Regions from separate parts of the Mus musculus genome. Here region 1 is linked to region 2. Evidence: chromatin contacts called from ENCODE Hi-C or POLR2A ChIA-PET data. All regions are on one chromosome and are shown on one strand. Each heading gives the region's core, a stretch centred on a gene start or an enhancer-like site at or near the end of the contact. The rest is flanking DNA. Distances are from core to core; before and after follow the strand shown.

Region 1 (2,903 bases), core at 215-2,714, 60 kb before region 2:
CTGTCAAACAAGAAAGCACTACTACAATCTGATTTACATTTTCAAACCATCACTCAGGTTGCTACACGGAGAAAGGACTGCGGTTGGGGCAAGAGAACAGGACCTGTGTGAGGAAAACTGGGGGAAAAGAGGGAATGGAAAAAGAGGGCAGGCGATTTGAGAAGTGTTCTGGATTTGATGGCAACTGTGTTTACTGCTGTAACTGGGAATTATCAACAACACACTTTAAGAACAATTATGATTATTTTCTGTTTTTTTTTTTTTTTTTCTCCTCTTTTTTGAGACAGGGTTTCTCTGTGTAACAGAATCCTGGCTGTCCTGGACTTGCTTTGTAGAGCAAGCTGGTTTCAAACACAGGGGTCCGCCTGAGGAACCACTATGATTTTTTAGGCTTAATTTTTTAGGTGATAGAGAGAACACTGTTAAAGCCATATTTGGGGGGAAGGAATTTAAGAAAAAGTGCTTAGTCCCGGGCATGCTAAATCTGAGAGATAGCTGTGGCCTTGCAATAGAGACAGCATGTCAATGACACACTGCAGTCTGAACACAAATCTGGACGTTGTTGGCATTAAGTCGATATTGAACCCGTAGGAAGAGATGAAATAAACCTGGAGGGGGGAAAAAAAGGATGTGGAGAAACAGATTTAGACGCAAACCAATAGGCATAAACGATACTAAATTGCATTTTCGGGGCGTCATTCATAGTCTATGAACAAAATGTCATTCGGCTTGGAGGTTAGCTGATTAAAGCCACCCTCGCAAAACATCCTCAATCAATACGTTTGGACAAAATAAATAAATAAATAAAGGAAATGTGAGGGTCTCCACCTGCACTCACAACTGCAGCGATTCTGCTGCAGGATTCGCTCTGGACCAGTCTGGATGGATCCCAACCTTCCACCCAGGGCCAATCCATCCAGGCCTCGGGAAACCGGAGCAGAGAGCGCGCGCGCCCGGTCGAGCCCCTCACCTTGGCTTGCTTCAGCAGCTGGATGATCTCGGCCTCCGCCTCGTCTGACGCGTCCTCTCCCGGCTGCTCGGCCGTCGCCGCGGGTCGCGAGAACCAGGCGAGAGCTGCGAGAAGCGGCTCAGAGGTCACCGGGACCGGCCCGTGCCCGCGTCCCCGCCCCCGCCGGGCCGGCCCCGCCCGGAGCGCACCGCTCACCTGCCAACAGCGGCAGCACCCCGTGCCCCCGCGCCGGCGCGCCTCGGGTCCGCAGCCGCTCCGCGCCCGTCCCCGCGTCGCCCGTCCGCTCCGGCAGCAGGCGCGCCGTACAACCCCCACACCGCCGGCCCGCGGCCCGCAGCAGGGTTCGACCCAGACGCCAGCGAAGCAACCGGAACATGCCGACGGGTCCTCCCTCAGAGATCCACTAAGCCACGGCTGGCCCGGGACGCCCCGCCAGTCCGCATGCGCGATGACGCATGCTGACGTCACGCCGTCTCGTCCCGCCCCGCCCCGCCCCCGGCCTGCAGGGCGCGTGAAGTTCGCAGCGCCCGGGAGGAGAGAAGACGGGCGGCGTGCCATGGCGGTCGCGCTCCCGGAGGTGGTGGAAGAGCTCCTGAGCGAGATGGCCGCCGCTGTGCGAGACAGCGCGAGAAGTACGGCCTGCGGGCTTTTATTCTTACCCCGCATGGTTATGTCCCTGAAGCCTGGGCCCCTTAAATCGCTTAACTAAATAGAGGGATTTGAGTGACTAGACGTCAGATCCCTGAGTGCGAGCCGGTGTGCGGGAACCCCGGTACTTAAAGAGAGCCACTGGGTACATCCAAGGAGTGGGCGAGGGCTGGGATGCGGAATGGCAGATGCGTAGACAATTTCGAGTTACTCAGAATCTTTATCCACAATCCGTGATGCAAAGTTTAAAAATAATACCCTTGTTTACTACTTTGTTTAGTAAATAGATTTTACTAAAAAACATTCAGGGAGGCAAAACCTTTAAAAAAAAATCGGGAAGTTGAAAATTACTTCTTCCCTCTGGCCTGTAGAGGTCGCCCTATGCCTGTCTCCAACAAAATGACCGACCAAGGATGATCTTTGCTTACTCACCAGAGTAGGAGGATCTACCAAAAGGGGAAAACTAGTAATGAGGATCTACTATGCAGCTCGGCTGGTAAAGAGGCTTGCCTGGCATGTAGAGAGCTGCCGTGGATTCCCCACCACCGCACAAGACTGGGCACATGGCTGTAGTCTCCGCACTTGGGAAGTGGAGACAAAAAAAAAAAAAAAAAAAAAAAAAAGAAAGAAAGAAAAAGGGAAAGTTTAAGGTCAACCTCAGCTACATAATGCTAGGCCAGACTGGGCTGCTGGAGACTTTATCTCAAAAAACTGGAGGTGGGGTGGGGGGTGCTTTTGAAGTGTAGACTAATTAAAGCACTCTCCCCAAAAATAGCCTCTCTAAATGATAGCCAAATTAGAGCACAAAACTCCTATTGTTCATTGATTGTGCTCTGTGAACTGGTTTGAGTTACTGCTTCAATGGGACTAGAAAAGTAAACGAATAGTCTCATTTTGGTCTTTTACGTAAAAGATTCAGCCAACCAGGTATTCAAACATGCTTTGACTTCAAAGAAGTTGTGGGGTGTTAGTCTGTTGTGAGGTCTTGCTTCCAGGATTTGACCACAGATGTTCTGAGATGCTGGAACGAGATGAGTTTTACAGAACAGGGCTGTTGGTTAATCCATATGCCAGTAACTGAAGGGGCCCCCTTACACAGGAGCAGACTCTCAATTCCTGTTTATTTTTCAGTAGAGCAGTTTTCAGTATTGGGTCTGGGTATTCCTTTCTAATCCCCAATCTTCCTTGGTAACCGTGCAGAATATAAGTCCAGGTTGCATGTATATGATTTTGACCATATAGAAGCTATGATTTCCTTTCCTGGGTAACTTGGTTCCCCTGAATT
Region 2 (2,841 bases), core at 1-2,500:
TCCTGCTTCCATCTCCAGAATAGCTGAAGTCATAGGCAGGGGCACCGTGCTTGGCAGGACATGGCTTTCTCTCTCCCAGCCATGGCTTGAATTCTGGATGCCCTACAAAAGCTGAGGAGCAACTGGATGAAGAATGAGAACTAAGGACAAACTCGGATGCTAAAGTGAGAAGGGACTGAGGAGAGGGCCGTTCCTCGGACCCTGTCCCTGTCGGTGTGGCCTCAGCACTGTCACCTGTCATCAGCTCAGACACCACTCAGCACAGAAAACCACGGGCTTCCCCACATGGTTTAACTTCTCAAGGTCTTGCATTCTGCAGGTCTCTCTTGTGCTTAGCTGAGGGCAGAGGGGAAACACACGGCCATGGAGGCTTTTGACAACCTCCAAATGATAGTTAGTAAAGAAGCACAAGACAAACAAAACCACAGCAAAACCACAAAGTACCAAAGCCGGGCATGGTGTCTAATCTCAGCACCTGGGAGGCAGAGGCAGGAAGATCAGGCATTCAAGACCAGCCATGAGATTCTGTTTCATAAAATCCCCAACGCAAAGCAAACAAATAAACAAACAAACCCACCCCCAAACACCCCAATAAAACCGGAGAAAATGTAAGGCACCGGCTGTGCTGGTATTCTTAGCTGGTCAGTTTTCCATATTCCCTTTTGTACCCTGGAGCTCTTCCCAGACCCTGAACCTCCACATGCAGCAGTGTGGTACCATGTCAGAGCGCCAGAGCAGAGTGCTATCTGCCTGCCCTCTGCCTCACCCCCATCACCAGCAGTACCTGTTTCTACTGGGAATGATCTCATTTCTCTTCTACATCCCTGGCAAGAAGTGTAGTAATCAGGAGAAAGTCAAAGGAAAATAAAGACAAGAACATGTGGCTGGCCAGTCTTAGGCAAACTGGATTCCAATCACAGGGAGGCTGGGCCCCAAAGTGCCTACACTTACAAGGAACTGTAAGGTGTTCAGTGACTGGCATGGAGCCTGCTCTGCTGAGAGCTCCTAAATGTCTAGACAGCACCCTGACAAGAGCCAGAGACAGACTGAACTACAAGCCTTAACTGTGGCCTCCCCTACATAGCTGGAGATCACCCGTGGGGAACCAGGACCTAGATGTGTGGGACAGCACTTCCCTCTCCCCGCTGGGCAGAGCAGAAGTCCAGAGACAGTGAGGGCTGTCCTCAATGACATCAACACAGCCAGTGCTGACGCAGCACAAGTCCTAGCTTTCTGAGCAACACATTCATCAGAAAGGAGGTTCTGAGCCCTAGACTTCCACCTGGAGATGAAGGGGCCCATTTCACAGCTGACTACTGCTCAGGAGCTCCTGTGGGGAGCACAGGGGGCTGCGGGGGCGGGGGAGTGTCTTGCCCCTCTGCATGGCTGTCCACCAGTTCTGGAGAACTGTGAGAATCTGCAGACTCCATCTTTGCTAGGTTCCAGTTATTCTGACTCACCTGATTGGAGGGTCAGGCATGCAGTTGCTAGGAGTCCCAGGGGAACTGGATGGAGCCACAGCCAAGAACTACAGATAGAGCCTGAAGGTGGAGCCTGTGGCCCCAAGAGGCTACAACAGTTTGAGAATCAGCGCTGCTGCACCCAGCTGCCACCCATCAGAGGGATGGACTGGAGGGAGGGACAGAACTCAGGTCCTCCAAGGATACAGACCGGGCCAGCAGGGTGGCTCAGATAAGCAGGCAGAGATTCACTAGAACTATGGTGGTTATTCTCAGGGGTTGCTGTGGACATGGTCCTTTCTCAAAGGACCAGCACAGGGCTATTTGGCACTTAGAACAATAATGGGTGTTTGTGCACACCCAACTGTCTGAGAAAGGGGCATCCTCATTTGCTATGAAGTGCACATTTATTTGACGGAGAAAAGTAGCAAGGAGCTCCTAGACTCTAGAGCCAATGAGCCCGAGTACTCAGGGGTGGGGGTGGGAGGGGGGAGGGGGGAGGGGAAGAAGGGGCGCTGTTTCTCAGAGAAGCAGCAGGATATCAGGGGAAAGTGTGACTGTTCTCATAGCTTTTATCATTAGGCAAATGTAAAAGGTCCAACAAGTGCTAAGAACCAACTCTGTCTGGAACTAAAACGCAGTTTCTATTTCTGCCTTCCCACCCTGTTGGACTGTTCAAATGTGCAAGGAGCTCACCAGCACAGGCTGCTTCACACGCGTCAGGGACTTCTGTTGAGTCCCACATATTAGGCAGATGTGTGTGTGAATGGGACTGTAAATAAATAGCAGGGCAGAAGGTGATGTGGACAACGGTCATGGTTCCATTAGCCAAGACACCAGACCTGTACTCAGGCTGTGTGGTTCATGTGCACGCCAGCTGGCCTCCCGTGGACCATCAGCAAGGCACCAAAGGCTCCTTTGCACACTCGAGGAATCAAATGGGGACAGTGAGACCTATGCAGTGTAATTAAGTCCTCAGTTACACAGAGCTGAGCAAACTATTTCCCTAGTCAGTGTGCTGCTAGGTGGCTAAGAGGCAAAAGCTGCGTTTGTTTTTCTGTTCTGTGGGGTGCTGCTTTATTTTGGGGCAGGTAGTTGCTAAGGACAGAGTTTTGACTGAAGCAAGGCCAGAGCAGTGTTAGTGAAGGGGGGAAGGAGAAGAGACATGGAGAGTGAAGGGCTGGTGTCAGCACGTAGAGCACGTGTGGGCTGCACAAGGGACTGGCAACACTGGAATCTCACAGAAGAGGGCCTGGGATTGGGGACCCAGCATGTGAGGAGTGGGCTGCCTCTCTAGAAACTTCCCATTGTGGAATCTCACAGAAGAGGGCCTGGGTTTGGGGACCCAGCGTGTGAGGAGTGGGGCTGCCTCTCTAGAAAC

Evidence for each region. Hi-C counts contacts between places; a loop is a spot of excess contacts on that map. ChIA-PET counts read pairs that join two places held with the same protein, here RNA polymerase II (POLR2A).
Region 1: a map of regulatory T cell shows a loop between it and region 2 (2.3-fold over the local background). The contact joins the promoter of Zswim7 here to the enhancer-like site in region 2. A Hi-C loop is called at or near these places in 1 of 37 maps with a recorded cell type or tissue (regulatory T cell). POLR2A ChIA-PET finds 5 or more read pairs at or near these places in 1 of 5 experiments (Patski).

What each region holds. Positions count from the first base shown.
Region 1 is chr11:62,279,956-62,282,858 of GRCm38, reverse strand. It overlaps Zswim7 (zinc finger SWIM-type containing 7), which reads left to right and starts at 1,464. Exons shown (of 5, transcript NM_027198.1): 1 at 1,464-1,602. The coding sequence starts at 1,527. Ttc19 (tetratricopeptide repeat domain 19) reads right to left here and starts at 1,386. Exons shown (of 10, transcript NM_028360.2): 1 at 1,166-1,386; 2 at 971-1,074. The coding sequence starts at 1,346.
Region 2 is chr11:62,219,605-62,222,445 of GRCm38, reverse strand. Specc1 (sperm antigen with calponin homology and coiled-coil domains 1) reads right to left here. Exons shown (of 15, transcript NM_001281818.1): 15 at 1-2,841. Among named protein-coding and RNA genes, the nearest start is that of Adora2b, 28 kb to the left of the region's middle. Within about 2 kb of position 1,250, at least 1 of the 3 ENCODE cell types and tissues checked has a DNase peak (open chromatin) inside an H3K27ac peak, as active enhancers do.